5 separate regions of the Homo sapiens genome follow, and all the other regions are linked to region 1. Evidence: chromatin contacts called from ENCODE Hi-C data. All regions are on one chromosome and are shown on one strand. Each heading gives the region's core, a stretch centred on a gene start or an enhancer-like site at or near the end of the contact. The rest is flanking DNA. Distances are from core to core; before and after follow the strand shown. Region 1 holds the start of PITRM1 (pitrilysin metallopeptidase 1). Region 2 holds the start of TAF3 (TATA-box binding protein associated factor 3). Region 3 holds the start of ATP5F1C (ATP synthase F1 subunit gamma). Region 4 overlaps LOC105376387 (a long non-coding RNA gene). Region 5 holds the start of ZMYND11 (zinc finger MYND-type containing 11).

Region 1 (2,611 bases), core at 79-2,578:
AGGTGAAGGGAGGAAGGAAGAGAGGCTCTGAGAAACCCGGAAGGTCAGACTTGGTGCGGACTTCCTCCAAGGGCTACCCCACCCTCTCCAAGCGTGGCTAATCCCAGGGCCCCTTCTGGCCCACAGTGCAGAACCACCCACTCCTACGGGGGCCTCCTTCAGCCTCTCTGGGGGTTCCCAGAAGGGCCCTTGGGCACTTGGGCAATGTCAGGGGGCTCAGGTGCATCTTCCTAGACACGAAACGAAGAGGAAAGCGGAGGCAGCAGCGGGGGCCACAGGCTCCCATGCAGCAGCTCGGAGCTGTGCTGTGCTTCGCTGGCGGCCATCCGTGATACGTGTGACACCGTGGGGCCCTGGCCCTGGGACCTGCCATGCAGCCTTGAGATCTCATCCAAGAAGCCCCCAGACCCCAAGGTTCAGGCCTGGCGGGGCAGCAGAACGCCTTTGGAGCTCAGCTCAGCCCTACAAACAGGACCAACGCCCACACCAAGGCCAGAGAGGGCTACCAAGTTTCACCTGGCCCAGCTTCCGGCAGCCCCCAACCAGGCCACTACCCTCACCTGAACACCGCGGTCCATCACCAAGCCCCACCCACTTCTGCCAGCCCTGCCCCCACAAGGACCCACCTCTCGCATGCAAGCCCCGCCCCCAAGGCCCAGCTCACCTGCAGCCCCGCCCCACCAGGCTCCACCCCATCGCCTGCAAGCCCCATCCCCAAGGCCCAGCTCACTTGCATCCCCGCCCACTAGGCTCCACCCTGTCACCTGCAAGCCCCGCCCCCAAGGCTCAGCTCACTTGCAATCCCCTCTCCCACTGGTCTCCACTCCTCACCTGCAAAGAGCCACCCCTCGCTAAGCCCCTCCCATCACTTGCACAGCCCCACCCAACACAGCACGCCATTCCAGGAGCCCCTCTTTTCACCAGCGCAGCCCCGCCCTTCACCAGGCCCCACTTCATCTGCATACACACGCCTCTCGCCACGCCCCACTTCTCGCCTGCCCACTTCCCCCTCCTATCATCTGTCCACATCCTGCTGCTGGCCGAACCCCGCCCCTTTCGGCAAGACGGCCCCGCCCCTTTCTACCCGTACCACGCCCCTCGCCTTGCCCGCCTCCTTCGGCACGTCGGCCCCGCCCCTCCCGCCCATCTCCGTCCGCACCGCCCTCCCGCCCGTCCCAGAGCAGTGGAGGCCTACCCTTTTCACCTACAGCCTATCGCAGAGGACGTCGCTGTTCGCGTTGACCAATAGGAGTGGTAGCTGTCACGGCAAGCCCCGCCCCGCGCCCTGCGTCGGGTTAAGAGGGGGTTCCTCGCCAGCCAGGTGCTCGTCATGCGCAATGTGGCGCTGCGGCGGGCGGCAGGGCCTGTGTGTGCTGAGGCGGCTGAGCGGCGGGTGAGACGCTGCGACGGGAGGCGCTCGGCGCGCTGGTACCCGGGAGGGGAGGGTCCAGGGCAGGCCGGAGGCGTAGGGGTCCTCGTCCCTGCGCCCGGGGCTGGCAGCTCCCCAAGCTGTGGGCGTCCCGCACCCCGAGCCCTTCCTGGAGCTCCCGCATCCGAGGCTCCGAGGCCGGAGGACCTCGGAGCTCCTTCCTACTCCCAGGGGCGATGCCCCGGGCTGGGGGCCGGGCCTGCCCGCGGCGCTCCCGGCGGGGCCCTCCATTAGCGTGGGCTTTAACGGGGGTAGTAAATGGGGTCGGCATTTGCGGTTCTCGCTGACAGCTTTGCTCCTAGTTCATTTTTGTTGGGAGGCCGAGTCCTTAAGAGACCCGAGGCGCCCACAGCCCATACTTAAAGTCTCGCTGTGTTCAGAGAACTGACGCCTCCCGGAATTGAACTGTTTTGTTTTTTTAATGACTCAATTTATGGGGAAAAAAATGACGAAGCAGTTTAGTGTTCATGGTAATCCACGAGCCCGTGTTTAATATAAGGTAATAGTTCAGCGCTGCCGGCCCAGGCCGGGAGGCACGGGGCGTCCGTGGCATGAGTTCGGCCTGGCCTTACCGCTCAGGAGTTTCCTATCATGTCCTTGATAAGTAACTTCTTAAAACGCTTCTGTCCCATAATTCTGAAATTTGCTAAATCAGTAAGCAAATGTTGGTTATAGCATATCTTCATAATATTGCCAGTGACTGAATAGGTTTTTTCTTCCTGTACATATTATCTTTAAAATAAATATTTCGGTGGGATACATTAATGTAGAAAATCCCATACGACATATAATACAATTGGAGAGAATAATAATTACGTGTTTTTTAAGAGCAGGGATCTTGCTCTGTTTCCCAGGCTGGTTTGATCCCCCTCCTCAGCCTCTCGCATTGCGGGGTTACAGGTGTGAGCCATCTCATTCAGGTGAGAATAATTATTAGAAATAGGTTGGGCGCGGTGGCTCACACCTGTAATCCCAGCATGTTGGGAGGCCAAGGCGGGCAGACCACTTGAGGTCAGGAGTTCAAGACCAGCCTGGCCGACATGGTGAAACTGTCTCTACTAAAAATACAAAAATTAGCTGGGCGTAGTAGTGAGCACTTGTAGTCCCAGCCACTCAGGAGGCTGAGACAGAATTGCTTGAACCCGGGAGGTGGAGGTTGCAGTGAGTCGAGATTGCACCGCT
Region 2 (2,611 bases), core at 49-2,548, 4.6 Mb before region 1:
AACAAAATATCCTATGAAACACTTCATTCAGTTCTCCAGCTCACCACCTTAAACATCATGACTTGAAACTAAAATGAGTGGTAGTTTCCTCTCCTCAACAAACACACATACAATGCTTCACATCAACAAGATAATGTGGAGCTTCTATTAAAATATTCCATTCCTTCCATTAAATTATTAAATACCACTAGCTATAGATATTACCAGACATTCATTTAAAACTCATAAGTACTGTAGCCCAGATTACCTGGAGAATCTTGTCAACTGCCCACGGTCCCTCTATCCTACTTCGATAGCCACTGACATCTCACTGGTAACCGAGACGTAAGTGAAAGTACATCTAATCAGCGAAACTGACAAAGTCAGCCTTGGAAAAACAGTAAATGGAGATGTCGTTCACGAAACGAACAGATACAGAAAGACGAGGCAGTGTCCCTAACGGAGCAGAGCTGTCAACGAGTCTATGTAGTTAGGAGCCCAGGAATGGCCAGTCTTGTAAGAAACGGCCGGTAGACGGAGCGCCTGTGACAACTAGTTGTAGTAGTTTGCGGGCAAGGGAGAAAAAGGACCGAGGTAAAAGAGGGTGTAGGGCACGCTGGGGGTGGATCTACCCGCAGCAAACAGGAGACAATGAGAGAGATCCAGACACAATTCAGAGCGGAGGAGCGGTAGGAGGGTGTGGAGCTGGGAGCGAAGACCCGACTCCCGGGCTGGTGGCGGGAAGTTAGCGGATAAGGAAGAGGCACCCGAAGGATGACTAGAGTTTGGAGCGGCAGTGGAAGCCCAGGGACGTGGGAGGCCGAGGAAACAGCAGATCTCGAGGCGGGGTGCGGGATGCACACCCCGGGGACGCGGAGGGACAGGGAGAGCGAAGGTGTCACCCTTGACTTGCCGGGGCAGCCCTCCCGCACCCAGCCCGGTACTCACAGAGCTCAGAGTACCGATGGCAGCCCCGGCCCAGCTGCTGCAGATAGCGCTGCAGCACGTCCGTGAGGAGGTGGCAGGCGCTGAGCTGCACCGAGTCCCAGCCCAGCGCCTGGCAGATCTGCGCCACCGAGACCCTCAACAACGACCTGGAGTAACTCTCGCACATCCCGCTGCGTGGACGCCACCGCAGCCCTTGCTGCCACTGCTCTCCAGCCCCGCCGCCAGACCTTAGCAGGGTCCCCGATTCATCCTCTAGGGCTTCCGCGGCGGGGAAAGGGTCCCCCGGACCCCCGGCGACCACCTCAAAGCCCCAGCAGCACGGAGCGCGCCAGCCTGAGAGCCGCCATTTTGGACTCGCTCCGCCTCCCGCTGGACGGCCGCCGGGGCGAGGCAGCATAAGCCGAATGCCGAGCGCGGCGATGAGAAAGCTCCGCCCCTTGGGAGCGGAACGATTCCTCGGGATCGCCTCTGAGGCCTGGAAGCCGGCCGGAAGCGGGCGTGGGGCGCGCAGGTGGAGGAGGCGCCCAGGGCGGCAGGTGCTGGGGCGCTCACCTGGGGGACAGCGGTGACGAAAACGCCAGTGTTTTAGAGGCAAACGAGGGATCTGGGATACGACATTGACAGGTTAGAGAGTTAGCACTAATAACGTTAGTCATATTAGAGAGTTATGTGCTAGAGAGAAGTTTGGGGCGTGGGAACTTACGGAGCTCGCCAAACGCAGACCTGCGCTGGTGTTGCCTCAGCTAAAAATCTGTGTATTGAGCTGCTTGCCACTGCAAAGATTAAATAAAGTCCAAGCTGTTCCGCATGCCCTTCAAAGCCCTTCGCAATAGGGCAGGAACTAGGAGGACTCTGTGCCAAATTAATGGGGGCCTCAAAAAACTCAGTCATCAAGATCGATAATATTTTAACAGTTTTTTTAAAAAAATCCAAATCCATGCCATAAACTCCTGACTCACTCATGTCATTCTAATCCCAGCCCTGGTTCCAATAAAACTTTTTTTTTTTTTTTTTTTTTAAAAAAAACAGGTAAGCTGCCTGTGGGCTATAGTGTGCGATTTGAGCATCGCGGCTGTGACCTATCGGGGGATGGGGACCTCGGCTGCCTACAGAGGCCAAACCGAGCCTTAAACCGGTGTCGCAGGCCGAGTGTCCTGGGAACGGTTGCCTACCCCAGAGCCTTCTCCCAGCTCCATCCAAGTATTGCCAGAAATCGGATTTAGGGATAAATATCTTGATTTTTAAATACAGAATTGGGAACACATCTCAAAAGCCAAACTGATCCCACGGTTAGTCTAGATTCAGCCTGCAGGTCGCCCGATTGTAGTGGCTGAACTATGCGGTTTCTTAAATATGCCCTTCTGTACTTATCACAGTGTATTTAGTTTATGTGCTCCTCCAATAAATTGCGAGTTTATGAGTGGCTCTATATTCCTCCGACAGGGACTATTCCAGAACTTTGAACATGATATTCACATTTTTCAAAGTCTGGGAAACTCAATAATAGAACTGAAATTATGGTTCTTCAGCTAAATGACGATCTGCAGAGAAGCAAGGTACTAAAGGGCAAGGTGCCTGCATTTACTCCCTGGACACTCTGTCCCCAAGTTATCAGGAACATTGTGTTGCTAAATCTATGAGACATTTTTCAGTCCTAGCCGTACTTGATTATTTTGTAGCTATT
Region 3 (2,611 bases), core at 63-2,562, 4.6 Mb before region 1:
TTTTAATTCCCATGAATGTTCTTTTTCCATATTAGAGAAAAAAAAATCTGACTTCCAAGGCCAAGCCACCAAAAATTTTATGTGGCTAATTCACATCAGATATCATTCTGAAAATCTCGTATATTACTATCAGTTATTTGCTTAATGAAAAACCTATTTATTTCAACTAATGCTTTATGGTCCCTTCATATAAATTAGGATACGAAAATCTAGTTTAGCACTGTAGCGCCTTAGAAATCCTCCACACTGTTAAGAGCAGGGAATTGCTACGACACAGCCTAGAATCCCCTTAGCAGCGTGTCTGGAATTCTTCCAGATTCCGTCAAGCTTCAAAACTGAACAGCACCACCCACAAACCAACTTTTACCTGCCCATTCCCGGGCCTTCTAATATGCACTTCCCCCAGCCCAGGTCCCCCTACCCGGAACTAATGTTTAAAATTCTCGAGGCTCGTGGCACCCTTTAGTTGCATGTCAGTTAACAAATGCCACTTAAAAGCCCACCGAACTCCTCCCCCAGGACCTGGGGGCAATTTCATGACCTTGCAGGGTTACGGTTTCAGCAAGTGGTTTCAAGGTAGTGCTAGGTGTCCTTCCCTTCCCCGCCCTCAGACAGATCTGTACGGTCCCTTCTGCACCAAAACCACCCTCAGAGGCATCTAGGATGTTCGCCTTTGCTGTTGCAGCACCCAGCAAAGCGTCTGCAACACGGGAGGTGCTCGACGGCCGCGCTCTCTGACTCGATCGAATCTTAAAGGGTCACTCTGTCCAGCACTACAGGGTTTCAAAGGGCGTCAAGGACAAAAAGCACGACTTAACCTTCCCCTGGGCTATTGCTCAGGCTCCCGTCACCTTGCAGGCCCTGAGACTGGGGGCCTGGCTTGCAGTGGAAGTGGAAGCTCAGGAAGTGCTGATTAGCTGAGGGAACTCAAGACCGCCCAGACGTCAATTTGGACTCAGGCCGCAGTCCCGAGGTCCCAGGTGGCCCTCCGACCTCAGGGAACCGGGCGGGACCTTGCTCCGCCGGAGCCCGGCCCTGCGCACACCTTGCCCGACCTCAGAGCCGCTTCCTGCAGCCCCCGCTACCCGGCGCCTCCGACGGGCCAGGGGCCCAGCTAGGCCCTGCGACCCCACATCTGCCCCCGCGCCCATCTCCTCCTCCCTGCCCCGTGCCCAAGCTCTTCCATCCCTTGCGGTCCTGCCGATCTTCCCGCAAGCTGCCATACCATTGCGGCTGCAAGGTCCAGGCCGACAGCCCAGCGACACCCGCGCGAGAGAACATGGTAGCCACAGCCCTGCTGAAGGTCGGTCAGGCAGGCCTCAGCGCGCATGCGCCGAAGCTCCCCAGCGCGCCCCTCCCACCTTGCTCTCTTCTTCAGTCTCGTTTCTTCGCGCTACGGCGAGGGGAGTCTCGCGACCGTTGCAACCCAGTCTTCCCAGGCCCCACCTCCTTCCGCCTCTCAGCTGGGATTTGTCCCGCCCACCGCCGCCAGCCCGGTTCCGTTTCCGGCTGGCTGAGTACTGGGGTCCAGAAAGTGATCGCTGCCGTGGTCGCCATGGGGAAGTCGGATTTTCTTACTCCCAAGGCTATCGCCAACAGGATCAAGTCCAAGGGGCTGCAGAAGCTACGCTGGTATTGCCAGATGTGCCAGAAGCAGTGCCGGGACGAGGTGAGTGGGCCCGGAGTGGCCCCGTCTTCCCAGGAGGGCCCCTGGCAATCCAGGATCAGGTCCTGGACGCGGGGCTGAGGGCGCGGGGCTGGGGCTCCCGGGGTCCGGGTCGTGAGGCTTCTGAGGTCTGCAGTGGGCGAGTCAACTACTCAGCGCACGAGAGCCGTCCCTCCCCGCAGCCCCCGGGCCCAGCGGGCAGCCTGTGTTCTGCGACCCCTCATTCCTCCCCAGTCCGATCCCCACCACCAAAGAAATGAAATCAGAAAAGGTTTTGCACCCCTCACAGGGGCGGGGATACTGCAATACTAGACGCCCGGGCAATGCCAGTAACAGTCATCAGCTCTTACTTGACTTGACTCTTAAGAGAAACAGGGTGGTTAGGATTCACTCCTCTTTTGGGATCAGGTGAAAAAGGAGAGCTAAGCTCTTCCACACTACTCATCTAGCAAGCATTTATTGAGCACCTACACTGTACCGGGCACAGAATAATATTGTGGTTAAAATTATGGATTTATCTGGTTTATGGATATATCAGACTGTCAAAATTTAAAGTCAAGCAGGGCCACTTACCAACCGTGTGGTCTTGGGCAAGTTATTTACTTATATTCCCCTTTACTTATCTGTAAAGAGGGAATAATAATTTCACCTACTTGTAGGATTGTCGCTGAGTTTTAAATGAGTGAAGTATATATAGAGTGGCTCAAGGAGTCTGGGCAGATCTCGAAAAGCCTTATATGGCTACACTATGGAATTTACACTTTTCCCCATTAAAGAGGTGGTTGATTGAATGCTGTGCAGGCTAGTGATGTGATCATATTTTTCTCCGGAGATTGGACTGGATTGGGTAAGGGTGGAAGAACACTGAGGCAATTGGAATAATCTAATCCAGTGTTTCTGCAAGTGAAGGAAGAGGTATTTTAGGTAGGACTCATACTAATATTG
Region 4 (2,611 bases), core at 44-2,543, 3.8 Mb before region 1:
GACAGATCCTGAAGCATCTATTTCTGTTTTCTGCTTCTGTTTTGGCTCGAATTCTGGGTCTACCAGTAGTCTAAATGACCTCCACTTCCTCACTTTGACTCTACATACGTCTGACTGGCTGTGTTTGAGCCTGCCATACAAACAGAGGTGTGCAGTTCTCTTTAAACACCACTGTTCCATATATTTTCTTTCATACGATATTGAGTTAGACTCAGCAACCACCCCAATTATTCTGCCAGTTTTTCTTTATTATGCTTGACAACTACTTGGTGAGAGAATGGATTTTTCTTTGTGAAGTCAGCACACAGCCGCCGGTTGATTCTCTGAGAGAACAAGATATTTCACGAGTAACTGGATAAATGGGCCAACCTGACAGGACAGCAGGCCCTTGCCTCCAACAGTGCAAGAGAGCCTCTGTCAAGAGACCATGGCATTCCTCCCGTTTGGGAACTGATGACAGGATGGCTACAGTAAGCTGCAGCCAGATATTCTGCTAAGGAAACGAATAAGCAGAGAGATGAATATTTTGTATGCTTCCCATGTGTTCAGCTCTATCAGGCAGTCTCTCACACTTTATCTAATACATCTTCTCTGCTCTTCTTGACATAAAATTATCTTAAATTTTTACATGCAGAAAACTTATATATAAGGAACTAAAAAAATTAATCTGTTTAAAAGTTATACAGTGCGCAAGTGAGAAGCCAGATTTCAAAGAGAAACCAAACCTCTTGGAAACTTTGAAGGCCGACAGCATGGAGGTGGTTTGAGTGGACCCCAAACGGATGTGAACTGCCTCCTGACACTGGCCCAGTAAATGACTGGTTGTGGTGTACTGAGATAAACACTTTTAATTATTTTAAATATGAAGTAAAATCTAGAAAAAAATGTCCAGCAGAAAAAAAAAAAAAAAAAAACAACAACCAGCTCTTCTGGTTGTCATGGAGATAAGCCATTTAGCACTGCAAAGCCTTCCATGGGGAAGCAACGGCAATGGAGATTTCCAACTCCCAAGAACCGCATTCAAGGAGAGTTTCAACTTCCACTTGTCTTCCGAGGTCTGTTGTCTCTGAAAAAAAAATTTGTTGGGGAGGTAGGTATTTAAACTCATTTCCTGGGATAGAAAATCTAAGTAGCACATGCATATCCACAGAGCTTTGTTTCAGGACCCATAATGGGAACAAGTTTCCATTTCCTGTGAGGTGTGTACATAGTGTGTGTGTGTGTGTGTGTGTGTGTGTGTGTGTGTGTGTTAGAGAGAGAGAGAGCACCAATGAGCTCTCTAGAAACCATCGGAAGTGCCAGCTTGTAGAAGTAAACATAAAGCCCAGGCAAAGGACGAAAGAGAAAAAATTAGTTTGTCTCTAAAAGGAAACAGCCTTTAGATAGGAATGCATGTGAATCAGAAGAAACATGAAACTCTCATTCCTGGCTATACCATCTGCCCCACTTGTGAGGCACCGGCTAATTGTTGAGACACTGCTAGTGAAAATTGTGCAGGTTCACAGACTCTTAGGCAGCTGCTGTTTAGGGAAGTGTGGCGGCCGAGGGCCGACCTGGACTTCCGTTCTGGGAACTGGGGCTTCTCAGGAGAGTGGGTTTAGGGTAGCTGTGGCATGGAGGGTCCACAAGTTTCAGAAAATAGTGCCAGAGTGAAGTTACACTGGAGAAGAAGAGGTGGTCATACTACGGCATTCATTGCAAGGATGGAGACAAGGAGGTGAAGGCAGGCGGAGGCCCAGGTGCCAACTGATAGAGACAGGAGTACAGAGAAGACATGAGGGAGGATGGATAGAAGACAGAGTGGCTGAGGTTCCCTGCTGTGCTGAAGTTTTCAACGCAGTGCCTAAGCCTTAGCCCTTGGGTGGTGGGGAACAAGTCAAGCACACAAGGGGAATTAGAGAAGACCCACGCCTCCTTCTCTAGACGTGGAGGCAGGGAGTCAGGGAGGGCACATGGTTCATGTGGGTGCACACAGGAAATGAGAGAACGGAAACCACAAGTCAAGGGGCTTGCTGTCTTCTTGTCTGTTTGGATAAAAATAGAGCTACTGACTCAGCAGACAGTTTTCAACCTACCTTCAAGGCTCCCTGCTATAATTTTTTATTTCATTTCTTAATTTAAATTAGTTGATCACAGAAAAAGGCAGGTGATTTAAGCAGACCATATACTTCATTTAAGTCAAGGAACCATCATTGACACACCTAGCATTGTTGCATGCATATTCGTTGAAAATTCATCCATGAACTAACCATCATGATTAGGTACTGGTGATGGACAACTAAAATGATGGTAACTAAGTTAATGTACATTCCATATGTTATTCATTTCCAACATTTTTGATAAAGTAAGGAAATGGATAAGAGGGATACATTTTCAAGTCTGATAATGAAATAGATGTGCAAAACTGACAGTGGGACATATGTGGTTTTCAGAAGGAAAATGTTCATGAAAAAAGAGCTTCTCCATGATGGTCAAATGACAGGAAAGAAGCTGCATGCAGATGAGAAGAACTAGCACAAAGGGGAGTGTGAGAAGATGGGATAGCGGAAGCAGAGGTTGCATCAAACACTCGGAAGAGATCTTCTTATGAACATGACTATATCCATCAGTG
Region 5 (2,611 bases), core at 49-2,548, 3.0 Mb after region 1:
CACAGTATATGACACCTGGTACTATACACACCGCATATATGACACCAGGTACTACATACACACTGTATGTGACAACAGGTAAGGTAAATATATTCAATACTATCCAGATACTACATACACTCGTATATAACATGGAGTACCACACGCACAGCTCATATGGCAGCAGGGTACCAGGCACCTACTGCACACAATACCGGGGGCTGAGTGCACAGCCTAAGCGAGGAAGATACATGTACACACCGTGTATGATAGCCGGTACGACACCGGGTACTTCGAGCACACTGCATATGACACAGAGTACACACCATATATAATCCCCGGTACTGCGTACCCACCGCATAGGACACCGCACTGCACAACGAGCACTGGTACACACGAATAAAACAGGTACGGCGGTCACTCTGCAAAAGACACCGGGCACGGCGCACACATCGCCAGCTCCTCCTCCTCCCGGCTCGGGAGAAAAGCGCGAGGAGAGACTGCAAGTGAAAGTCCGGGTCCCGGCGCCCCCCCTCGTCCCAGCCGCGTCCTCAGCAGCTTCTCCCCGGAGCTCTGGGTGGGAGGAGGGCGGCGGACCCCACAGGACTGTCCCGGAGGTCCGCGAGGACCTGTTGAGGCGGCGGCCTCGCTGCCGGGGTCGCTCACAGCCCCGGGGGACCGACGAATCTCCGCCCCGGGCCTCGGGGCCAGCCCTGCCCGCCGCTCCCGGGCTAGCACACGACGTGCCGCGCCGACAAACGCTTCCTCTCCGCCCGCCACACGCCCGGAGCCGCGTTCCCCGCCGGCCCGGACTGCGCACGGGCCCAGGAGGCCTGACCGAAAGCGGGGCACAGGGCCCGGCGGGCGGTGCTCACGCGACTCCGCGGCTTCCCGGCCCGAGCAGGCCCCGCGCGGTCCTCCGGGGCCTCATCCCGGGGCCTCTTCCGCGGCCGCCCAAGGCGAGTGGGCGCGGGCCGGCAGCCTCCGCAGGCCCCGCCGCCGCCCTCGCAGGCCCCGCCGGCCCGGCCCGCCCCGCCATCCACAAAGCTCCCCGGCAGCTCGGAGCTCTTCGCGAGCGGGCGAGCGACCGTCAGCACCCACTGGTGCCGCCGCCGCCCCAGAGGCCGCGGCCAGGCAGGCTCCACCGCGCGGGCCGCGCCATCTCCACGGACGCCCCCGCCCGCCCCGCCGCCCCGCCGCCGAGCTTTCCCCACCATTATGCTCCGGCTCCTCCACCGCCGCCGCCGCCGCGCCCGGCCCTCCCCTCCGGTGCCGCCTCCTTCCCGCCGCCCGGCGCCTCTCGGGCCTGAGCCGGCGACGGGCGCGGGGGGCGGGGGGGACGCTCAGGCCGCCTCCTCCTCCTCCCTGCCGGCCTCCTCCCTCCTCCCCGGCTCCCCCCCGCCCGGACCCCGCCGCCGGCTCCGCGCGAAGGGCTCCGGGCTCGAGGGGCGCCATGTTTGTAATACTCCACCTCAGAGAACGCCGCGGTCGCGCCTGAGCGAGGGAGGCTAGGCGGCCGGGTCGCCGCGTGCGGGGTGAGGGCCGGGAGGGCACCGCCGCCCGCACTTACTCGCGTCTTCCCCTGGCGCCGCGGGCCTGCGGGGCCGGAGCGGGCGGCGGGAAGTTGGGCGCCGCCGCCCGGGAAAGTTGGGTCCCCGCGAAGCCGCGGCAGCCGCTCACATGGCGATGCGCGCGGGGCGGCCGCTCGGCCCCACCGGCCCCTCGGCCCGCCCGCCCTCGGAGTTTATTGTGTCGGGTCGAGGCGCCCCGCGGCCGGGCCGCGCACTGGGGGCTCTAGCGGCTGGCGCCGGACTTGCGCGCGGCCGGCCCGGCTCGCGGCCGCCTCCCGCCCGGGGCCGGAGCCGTGCACGCGGCTCCTACCTTCCCCACGTCCTGTCTTCGGCGCCTCTATCCGAAATTTGTTGGAGCATATTCCTCTGTCTCCACACATGCACTCCGTATCCACACACACGTGAAGGCTACGTACGTGCAGGCGCGCTGGAGCCGGGAGCGGGCGCCGAGGCCGGGGCGCGAGGGGGCATTGTCAGGCGCCGCCGCAGCTCAGCCCCGGGTGGACCCGGTGCCTGCCCCTGGCTCGCGGGGTCCGGAACAGCGAAGTCTGAGAAGTACGAGTGCTTCTCTTAACAACATTGTTTAGGTAGTCTGAACAGCCCTTTACTCCTGTCATCAAAAAGAGCGGTAGGGATACGCTAAGTTCCCCGTTTCATCTCTGCGCAAACAGGACCGCGAAAAGAACAGGACCACCCATCAGCAGCCCTGCAAGAACACTGCAGATTTGCGCGAGAAGTAGGTTATCTTCTATGGAGAGGAATTCTAGACCTAATCAGAGACGATCCCTTAAGACTCTGGTTTAAGAAAGGTTCGGAGATAAGCATACTTTGATAGCGTTCACCTGTTTTCCCTGAGGACCTTTCGCCACTGGGAGTCGGGGAACACCTGTCAGTCAGAGTCCTCTGCTCTGAAATTCGGTGAGTACAGGACAGCAAGGTGTTTTCAGGGAGACCGCATTCTCATAACTTTTACTACAGTATAGTGTTATAATTGTTCTGGTTTATTATTAGTGTTGTTAATCTCTCATTGTGCCTGACTTCTAAATTAAACTTTATTATAG

The links. A loop is a pair of places that touch in the nucleus more often than their neighbours do. Pooled maps may share reads with other maps.
Region 2: a loop to region 1 is called in a map of CD4-positive, alpha-beta memory T cell, with 11 times the contacts of the local background. The contact joins the promoter of TAF3 here to the promoter of PITRM1 in region 1. A Hi-C loop is called at or near these places in 2 of 168 maps with a recorded cell type or tissue (CD4-positive, alpha-beta memory T cell and naive thymus-derived CD4-positive, alpha-beta T cell) and 6 of 50 pooled maps.
Region 3: a map of naive thymus-derived CD4-positive, alpha-beta T cell shows a loop between it and region 1 (28-fold over the local background). The contact joins the promoter of ATP5F1C here to the promoter of PITRM1 in region 1. A Hi-C loop is called at or near these places in 2 of 168 maps with a recorded cell type or tissue (CD4-positive, alpha-beta memory T cell and naive thymus-derived CD4-positive, alpha-beta T cell), 2 of 37 single-sample maps with no recorded cell type and 13 of 50 pooled maps.
Region 4: a loop to region 1 is called in a map with no recorded cell type, with 8 times the contacts of the local background. The contact joins the enhancer-like site here to the promoter of PITRM1 in region 1. A Hi-C loop is called at or near these places in 2 of 37 single-sample maps with no recorded cell type and 2 of 50 pooled maps.
Region 5: a map of naive thymus-derived CD4-positive, alpha-beta T cell shows a loop between it and region 1 (28-fold over the local background). The contact joins the promoter of ZMYND11 here to the promoter of PITRM1 in region 1. A Hi-C loop is called at or near these places in 1 of 168 maps with a recorded cell type or tissue (naive thymus-derived CD4-positive, alpha-beta T cell), 1 of 37 single-sample maps with no recorded cell type and 8 of 50 pooled maps.

Annotation. Positions count from the first base shown.
Region 1 is chr10:3,171,499-3,174,109 of GRCh38, reverse strand. PITRM1 (pitrilysin metallopeptidase 1) reads left to right here and starts at 1,328. Exons shown (of 27, transcript NM_014889.4): 1 at 1,328-1,393. The coding sequence starts at 1,338. RefSeq lists an enhancer at 1-315 and silencers at 514-673, 964-1,803.
Region 2 is chr10:7,817,192-7,819,802 of GRCh38, reverse strand. It overlaps TAF3 (TATA-box binding protein associated factor 3), which reads right to left and starts at 1,298. Exons shown (of 7, transcript NM_031923.4): 1 at 928-1,298. The coding sequence starts at 1,093. LOC105376392 (a long non-coding RNA gene) reads left to right here and starts at 1,440. Exons shown (of 3, transcript XR_001747356.1): 1 at 1,440-1,551. RefSeq lists enhancers at 586-1,103, 1,232-1,291, 1,104-1,622.
Region 3 is chr10:7,786,878-7,789,488 of GRCh38, reverse strand. It overlaps ATP5F1C (ATP synthase F1 subunit gamma), which reads right to left and starts at 1,312. Exons shown (of 10, transcript NM_001001973.3): 1 at 1,226-1,312. The coding sequence starts at 1,281. KIN (Kin17 DNA and RNA binding protein) reads left to right here and starts at 1,496. Exons shown (of 13, transcript NM_012311.4): 1 at 1,496-1,669. The coding sequence starts at 1,556. RefSeq lists enhancers at 228-771, 1,224-1,543.
Region 4 is chr10:6,927,078-6,929,688 of GRCh38, reverse strand. The region is part of intron 3 of LOC105376387 (a long non-coding RNA gene); the gene reads left to right. Among named protein-coding and RNA genes, the nearest start is that of LINC00707, 150 kb to the right of the region's middle. RefSeq lists enhancers at 1,554-1,643, 1,375-1,794. Within about 2 kb of position 1,293, at least 13 of the 41 ENCODE cell types and tissues checked have a DNase peak (open chromatin) inside an H3K27ac peak, as active enhancers do.
Region 5 is chr10:134,142-136,752 of GRCh38, reverse strand. ZMYND11 (zinc finger MYND-type containing 11) reads right to left here and starts at 1,298. Exons shown (of 15, transcript NM_001370100.5): 1 at 1,194-1,298. RefSeq lists silencers at 1,871-2,049, 497-2,056.